Linked DNA regions of Homo sapiens: region 1 is linked to region 2. Evidence: chromatin loops called from intact Hi-C (ENCODE). Cell type or tissue: PC-9. All regions are shown on one strand.

Region 1 (4,000 bases), 150 kb after region 2:
TATGACTGAAAGCCATGTTTTCTTTCAATCAAATAAGATCTCACATTCTTTTGAGAACCTTCAAACAATGGACTGACTGCGATTCTGTCAGATTAAGTTCAAAATAGCATGTTGCAAGGTAAGAGCTTTTTTTTTCCTCTCTCTCTGCTTTTTCGTTGTTTGCTTGTTTAGTGTGTTCATCCATTTTGTTCATTTCTTTAAGATTTTTTAAATTGTTTTTAAAAATATTTTTAAAACAGTGAAAAATATACTAACAAAGACCACATAGATAAATGTATATACGGCCAGTTTTTAAAACATTTTTAAAAGAGGCAGTGCAGTCAGTTCAGCAACATGTCGCCTGACATCCTTAAGTACACATTGTCAAATTGACCCATACGGTTCCAAATAACACATCATTGACAATCAGCTTCATAAGCATTTAGACATTTTTGAACCATCCATTATTCTTTTGATAACTTATGATGACTTTTTTGTAAGCATCACAATCTATAATTTTCTAAATATATACTCCCATTTTCCCTACCTAAAGATTTTGAACATAAAAGGTCTACTAAAATATTTTAAATAAGCAGATATTTCATTCAAAAAGAAACACAAGAAGAAAAGCTCAAAACAAATGATAAGACTTTCAGTTCTTTATTTATTTTATTTTATTTTTGAGACGGAGTCTCGCTGTTGTTGGTCTGAGCTATAGGGCAATGGCGCGATCTTGGCTCACTGCAACCTCCGCCTCCCAGGTTCCAGCAATTCTCCCGCCTCAGCCTCCCGAGTAGCTGGGATTACAGGCACCTGCCACCACGCCCGGCTAATTTTTGTATTTTTAGTAGCGATGGAGTTTCACCATGTTGGCCAGGCTGGTCTCGAACTCCTGACCTCAGGTGATCCACCAGCCTCGGCCTCCCAAAGTGCTGGGATTACAGCCATGAGCCACTGCACCCAGCCTCAGTTCCTAATTATAAACTGATGAAGTCCCAAATGCTATAACTTCATATCATTTTAATTTTTAGCAATCCATCTAAATTGAAAAGACTATATTGACATTTCCGTGATTTACTAATCGCCAAAAATCATATTGCTTTTGATCCTGAAAAAAAATCAACAGGCCTTGGGATATTGACACAGAAAAAAAATTGTAATTAACGTCCAAATTGTCAAAATTTCTTATGCTCCTCTAGTATCTCAGTGCTCTAAGAATGCCATAATAAATCATTTTGTTTAATGTATCCTTATGAGTTTTTCTAGTGAAGACCGGAAAACCTGCTACACAAATTATAGAAGAGTTATAACACTAATAAATCAGTTTTGTTGGGACTAAAGTTCAGTTCTCAAAAGGTAAGTTAAAGAAGTCCCTTCCAGTGAGACACAATTTGCCAACACCCATAAAAACACAAACTTTCCTTCGAGGATTTAGATATGAATTTAATTACAAAACCTATTTTTCACCTAGGTATTTATTTAACGTGAGTAAGTGAATGTGTATGGACATGTATTTACAACCAATATATAACATTAATTTATGTGTAACATTTATATGTGTATGCATATGAATATATAATTGGTCATATTTAGATTTTAAATCCTTAATAGGTAGAGACTACATTATACATATTATAAGTATTTAATATGTGTGTGATAGAGAAACAAGTAAGTCACAGAGATGGCTGAGAACAGTAACCTCTGATACTCAAATAGATAGAGCATAAATATTTTCACACCTGTGTATTTCCAAAGGCACCTTTATTTCTACTAACTGTCATTTCGTGAGTTCTACTTCATCTTCGTAAAATATATAGTTGGCCTATAATATAGATGTATATTTTTAAAACTTGTAAGTATTACAACCCCACAGAAATCATTATAACTGTCTAATATTTTTTCTAAAAATAGGGCCTACTGTATTTTATATTTTAATAAAACAGATATTTTTCAACTTTTCTCTCTGCTAGTCCTTATCCCCATAATGCCTAATAAAAACTGGCATTTAGATACAGATTGTACATTATGCAGAAGATAACAGATGAGCTTATCAGCTGTTTTACAATTACAAGGGTAAATTTATTGATAAAACTGTGCAACATGAACTAACCTGACTCTTGTCAGTAACATGTGACAATATCAGTTTTCTGACTAGCTACCTGTTTGTAGTGCTCCTTAAACTGCAATGAAACAAATGACTTCTGTAACATTAAAACAATGGGCATTGGTTAAAAGGCTCAGAAACTATTTCTTTTCCACAAACTTACAAAAGGCTTGTTTTAAATTTAGTGTTTTAACCTCAAATATATTTTTCTTACAACTTCTTTAGTAATATTTGCACCAAAATGTACTTATTGTGCCATCTTCAGGGCGTTTTTAGGAAACAGCTCCATGAAGTAAATTAGAAATTACTTTCCTTGGTGGGGTTTTAAATTATTACTTTAAAGCTATAGAAGGTTTTGTTTATGTATAGTTATTTAAAGTTTTAAAATATTAGCTAAAATCTATAAAGCAAAATAATTTAAGCTTTAATGTAGATGAGAATGTAGACATCAAAATGTATATATGTAAATATATACACCTACAGACATACATTTTTTAAAGTTCTTTACAATTTCCAAAGCACTCACATATTATCTTATTTAGTATTTACAGTGTTCCTCTGAGGTGTTACAGCAGAAACTTGTATATCCTTTTAAAAATGAGAAAGCTCTTATTTAAAGACATGAATTACTGTTCAAAGTTTCAAAGACTGAATTATATAGCCAAGATTCAAGACTACATCTTTTTACTACAAGTAAAAAATTATTTCTACTATTATAGTGATATATAATATCCTTAAAATCAATGATGAAAATTATACATAATTTTTAATTACTTTTGTTCAATAATTGTTAAAACATCTATACTGAAAGTTGGAATAATTCCTGGATATGGTGACTATATATCAGAAAATCAGACATTTAAATATGTAGCTCAATTCTTTTATCATTTCTGAACTTTATTTAACTAAGAAATCTATAGTGAAACAAGGACACATTTGACCAATGGAAAATTATGGTAGAATTACACAAATCAATCCACAGATGAATACGATACAAATGAATTGCTCATGTGATAAAACCAGACTATACAGCAAATACAAATCTGCTGTTCTTAGACCACTAAGAAGCCCTAAAGAAAACCAACACGATTCTTTAGCGTCATTTGGGGTAACCATCTATTCTGATTTGCCTGAGACTATAGTAATTACCAGTAGAGCACCTTTTCGCATTCTAATGTGTACCAATTTGAACAACAAATTAACAGATCACTTTCAGTGACATATTTGATCCAATGGTACTAATAATGACCTAAACACAGAATGTAAAATAAGTATGAAAGACATAATGAAAGGATTCACCTTCTTAGAAATCCATTCATTTTACATGCATCTGGAAAACACATTAGAAGACACAGGTTCCAATTATAGCTTTGTGTCTTACCAAGCTGGTGAATTTATGTATCTATCTCTAACAGAAACTCTCCAAGCTTCTGTTTCCTTGTACGAGGATGATAATACCTTTTCCTCAAGGTTTTTGTTAAGTACTAAAATAACCTTGTGAAATCTACTAGAACTATGCCTAGCAGCCAGGACTTTATAAACAAATGTTCATTATTAATCTGTAAGTCTCTTAAGTTCAGAGATATGGCCTGGACATGAAAAATATCCAACCAGTACTTTTATTGAGTAAATTTTAAGTGACAAGGAAGGAATTACCTTAACATGAAGAGATTTTTATAACCTGGTCAAATTCATCTATTATTTAAGATTAACAATTCTCAAAAAATAAACCAACAGAATATGGCCCGCTCTGGTATGGAAGAATAGCCGAAAACTCCACTGGATGCTAATTGACTTTGGGAATTCCTGATTCATGAACTTCTCTAGTGAGAATATCTTTTCCTAGAACTGAAGTTCCTAAACTTAGAGGTTACAAGCCCAGTTTGAAAGCTTGATAGCAGCTACGATTCTGTCCCT
Region 2 (4,000 bases):
CAGTAGGAAGGGATGCAAATACCAATGACCAATATTCTCTCTAGTTATATTAGATAAAATAAATATTTTATCAGTTTCATTAGGAGCTAAAAAACAGAAAAACAAATCTACACCTTTGAAAGGGATTACATGTTTGAGTCTAAGTTAGTATTTTGTTTGATTTTCAAATTGAAGGTAAAACAAAACGGGCTTTTGGAAATATCCAAAATTGTTTAAACTTATTAAGTGACCACGAAGGTTCGATGACAATGCATACAATCGGGAGAAAGGAGATGTTAGTGGGGTGAAAAAGGATCTGCAATTATAATAATCTAAAATTTTGAGTATTTTCCAAAAGTTATATTTACAAGCCATGAACTCTATAAATATATGGCAATCAAATTCAGTGACTTTGAAAGAACCGAGGGAACTTGTTTGGATCCAAGAGGATCTAGAGTCTAAAAAATTGATTGAATCTTGCATAGAATTTTTTCAAACAAGAAATTTGGAGTTTAAAGAAATTGGATTTATTGTCTACAATTATAACTGATAGTAACTACTGGCAGAAGCAAGCTACAACCCATTCCCTTTATCCAATGCCATTTGCAGTGTATTAACAGTTCAGCGGACGTTAAAGAATCTGTTAAAAGCTCAAAGGCAGGGAGAAGAATCCGTTGATCCTAGAGCTCTCAAAGAATGACAACTTGGTAAAGCTACTCACCAAATAGCAAATAAAATGAGATGACATATGAAGTTTAGGTTTTGGACATTTTTGGTTCTGGGAGTACCAGAGGAAGAGTAAACTCACTCATTTGCTCTCCTGCTAGTAACTGCACACCTGTTTTCTTTGACAATTTATCTCTTCTCTCCTAATTATCTGTGTAATTTGGCTGGAACTGACGCAACTCTCTGGCATCAAGCATGGTGCTAGACTTGGCAATGGGATTAGCATATTCTCTTAGCTTTTTGTTGTTGTTTTGGGTTGACAACCTGGCTCAGAACCAAGGGCCAATCATCAGAATCACGTTGTATTAACTCTAGTCACTCTTATCAGAATTTTTGGGTAAGAAGGCTTCACACCCCTTTCCCACTGTGGCAGATAAACTATGCAACCAAATCTGAGCCGCTAGTAATATTCCTTGACTTTTTTTTTTTTTTTTTTAGATGGAGTCTTGCTCTGTCACCAGGCTGGAGTGCAGTGGTGCCATCTCAGCTCACTGCAGCCTCCACCTCCCTAGTTCAAGCTATTCTCCTGCCTCAGCCTCCCGAGTAGCTGGGATTACAGGCACTCACAACCACACCCAGCTAATTTATGTATTTTTAGTAGAGACAGGATTTCACCATGTTGGCCAGGATGGTCTTGATCTCCTGACCTCGTGATCCGCCTGCCTCGGCCTCCCAAAGTGCCGGGATTACAGGCGTGAGCCACCACTCGTGGCCGTAATATTCCTTGACTTTATAGAGGGAGTCCATCTACAGAGGGAGAAAATAAACCTAAACTACAGAGGAAATACTAGAAATGGAGAGAAAACGCACCCTTATGAAAATATTTGAGTCTCCTAAATTTATCCAACTTGATCTGAGTTTCTGACATTAACAACCAAAATAATAGACTAAAACAAAGTGTTTATAATATTTTCAAACGTTGTATTAAGCTTCACATCTAATATTTTATTTCCCAAATCGCCTAGAATAAGGATGGGAGTTATATTTACTAAATATTCTACTACTTAGAGATCCGAGTTTCAAGAAAAGAACGAATTATACTTTAAAAGGCAGATGTCAATTAAGTCCACTTCATCTTGACATACTTTAATTAGAAATCTTCGGCTCGTGATGACGTAAGGGAAATTTCTGAGTTTGAAGAGTGCTCATGAGAGCATCTGTTAGGTCTAGGGTGAGGTTCCAGCCCATGCTGAGGTCCGAGGGGAGTGGGTGGATGAACGCCAGATAGCTTCAAGAACACTCACGGGCCATAGGCAGGTGAATACGGTTTCTTCAGCAGCTTACTTCCATTAGCTCTCTCACACTCTGCTCTGTCTCGGCTGCTTGAGCCGGCCATTTCCACGCACAGCTGCGCGGCCAGCTCTCCCTTTTCTTCCGGGTCAGAAGCTTAACTCTTTCCTGGTTCCTGGCTTCCCCCTGCCCGCCTTCAAGACGGACAGCTTTGGCTCGCTCTCTCGTTCTCTGGGCACCAGCGCCATGTTGAGCCATGTTATGCCAAGCCGAGCCAAGCCACGCCCAAGAGCCCCTGCACAGCATCAGCAGGGCAGTTATACCTTTTACAAACAATAGGGGCATAGAGCCAAGTATGAGCTTACAGAAACAGGTTATATAACAAGTAGAGGTGTGTGCCTGTGCACCAGTCCCGCTGAGTCATGCAGGCCGGGATGTCTGCCTCGGCCCATTCCTTGACCAAAGCACATCCGTGTAGCTTACAGCATTCACAGCCTCAGCTGAAAGCTCTGGTTTCTAGCTTCCTTTAAAAAAAAAAAAAAATACTGGGAGTTTTCTTATACAAGTCTCCTAAATGTTTTGTGGTGTATAAGCCAAGCTTCTAGGTAGCTTATCTACCATATTACTAGAAACAGTTCTATGTTCAGCTTTTTACATTTTCTTTGATAATCACATAGATATTTTTAACTCTTAAATTTCCTTTAAGTTGAATATGGTTATTTCAAGTGACTATTATTGCCTGGTAAAAGTTATAGTACATAATACAAAGCTAAACAGTGATTATTGTAACTATTGGCGATTATGAATGGTATGGGGATTTGTCCCAGTGAGATTGTGGCACTTGCTGAATGTACCAAAACACATCATGCCATAACATTATGAATGTTATTTTATTCAACTCAAAAATAAAATATAAGCTCTGGATACAAGTGACTATGGAAAGTGGAATAAAAAACGAAATTCTCTGAACATTCTGGATATATTTGCCTTCTCTTTCCAATTGCCAAAATAAGTCTCGTCTAATCAGTTAATGATAAATTGATCCCTCATTGTCTGTTGGCACTGAGAGCATTCTCCTAAGTATAAGCTAGTATCTCCTTGAAATATGTTCATCACCACAATTAAAATGTAAAATAGACTCACTTTTTAAATGAGGATAATCACCGCCACTTTCACTATACTACCCTGTCCATATCAAGAATATTGCTACTTTTGAGTTATCACTCCCAGATGTTCCAAACGAAGTTTGCTGCAGAGAAAAATTATGAAAAATTCAATCATAGACCTAATTTCTTAAGAAAAATAACAGATTATAGATAACAATTGAATTAGGCCATTAGCAGCTAATAGAGTGATGGTAGAATCAGATAATCTACATTAGTAATAGACAAAAATCATCAACTGAAATCAGGGACGGCAGGATTGATAAGTGACACAGTGTGTGTGTGATTCTGGAGTATGCACAGCGTAGGACTTGGTCAAACAAACAAATGAAAACAGAGGAAGAGAGGTAACCATGAAGGAAAGAATCTTCATAAGGCCTGTATCTCTATAATAACAAGAGGCGTTCTGTCAAGGACACCTCGCAATGAAGAATTATGTCCGTTCTACCAGCAGTCAGAACTATTAGAACTTTTAACCTGGCTTAGATGTTTTAAACATTAAATTTTCACAAGGAAGCCTGAAAATTAAAAACAGATCTGTATTCACCTAGTCCCAGACAGCAGTATTCTCTTCTATTTTCTGAAGGGTTTGTCCCAGTGAGATTTTGGCACTTGCTGAAATCTGCCACTCACTGAAAACTGCTGCTAAAATATATATAAAGCAAGCACTGAAATCTGCCACTAAAATATGTATAGAATCTATAGATTGCTGTAACCTCAAGATGATGATTTAACCCCTCTCTGGCAAGTGGAATATAAGGTCATGTCTTTCCTCGAAATGAGTACCCAAGATTTGTAGGCACTCTGAATAATTCAGGTATCATGTCACAAGTGAAAAAGAAGGTATAAAAATTTAGTTATTATAATTCATTAATTTAGGGCTAATTCTCCCTTGATCAGTC

Evidence for each region. A loop is a pair of places that touch in the nucleus more often than their neighbours do. Peaks named below come from ENCODE experiments on the same cell type or tissue, not always from the same donor. Only the 100,000 strongest peaks of a DNase experiment are listed, where the experiment ranks them.
Region 1: it touches region 2 in a loop (2.8-fold over the local background); 1 of 110 quality-filtered maps calls a loop at or near these places.

Annotation. Positions count from the first base shown.
Region 1 is chr4:177,578,153-177,582,152 of GRCh38, reverse strand. The region is part of intron 1 of AGA-DT (AGA divergent transcript); the gene reads right to left. LOC124900889 (U7 small nuclear RNA) reads right to left here and starts at 1,294; the gene lies at 1,232-1,294. In PC-9, a CTCF peak has its summit at 2,309 (motif pointing left); no DNase peak of the experiment used is centred here.
Region 2 is chr4:177,726,808-177,730,807 of GRCh38, reverse strand. It overlaps LINC01098 (long intergenic non-protein coding RNA 1098), which reads right to left and starts at 2,051. Exons shown (of 6, transcript NR_028342.1): 1 at 1,791-2,051. RefSeq lists an enhancer at 1,725-2,924. In PC-9, no CTCF peak of the experiment used is centred here; a DNase peak (open chromatin) is centred at 2,267; H3K27ac peaks cover 1,110 bases.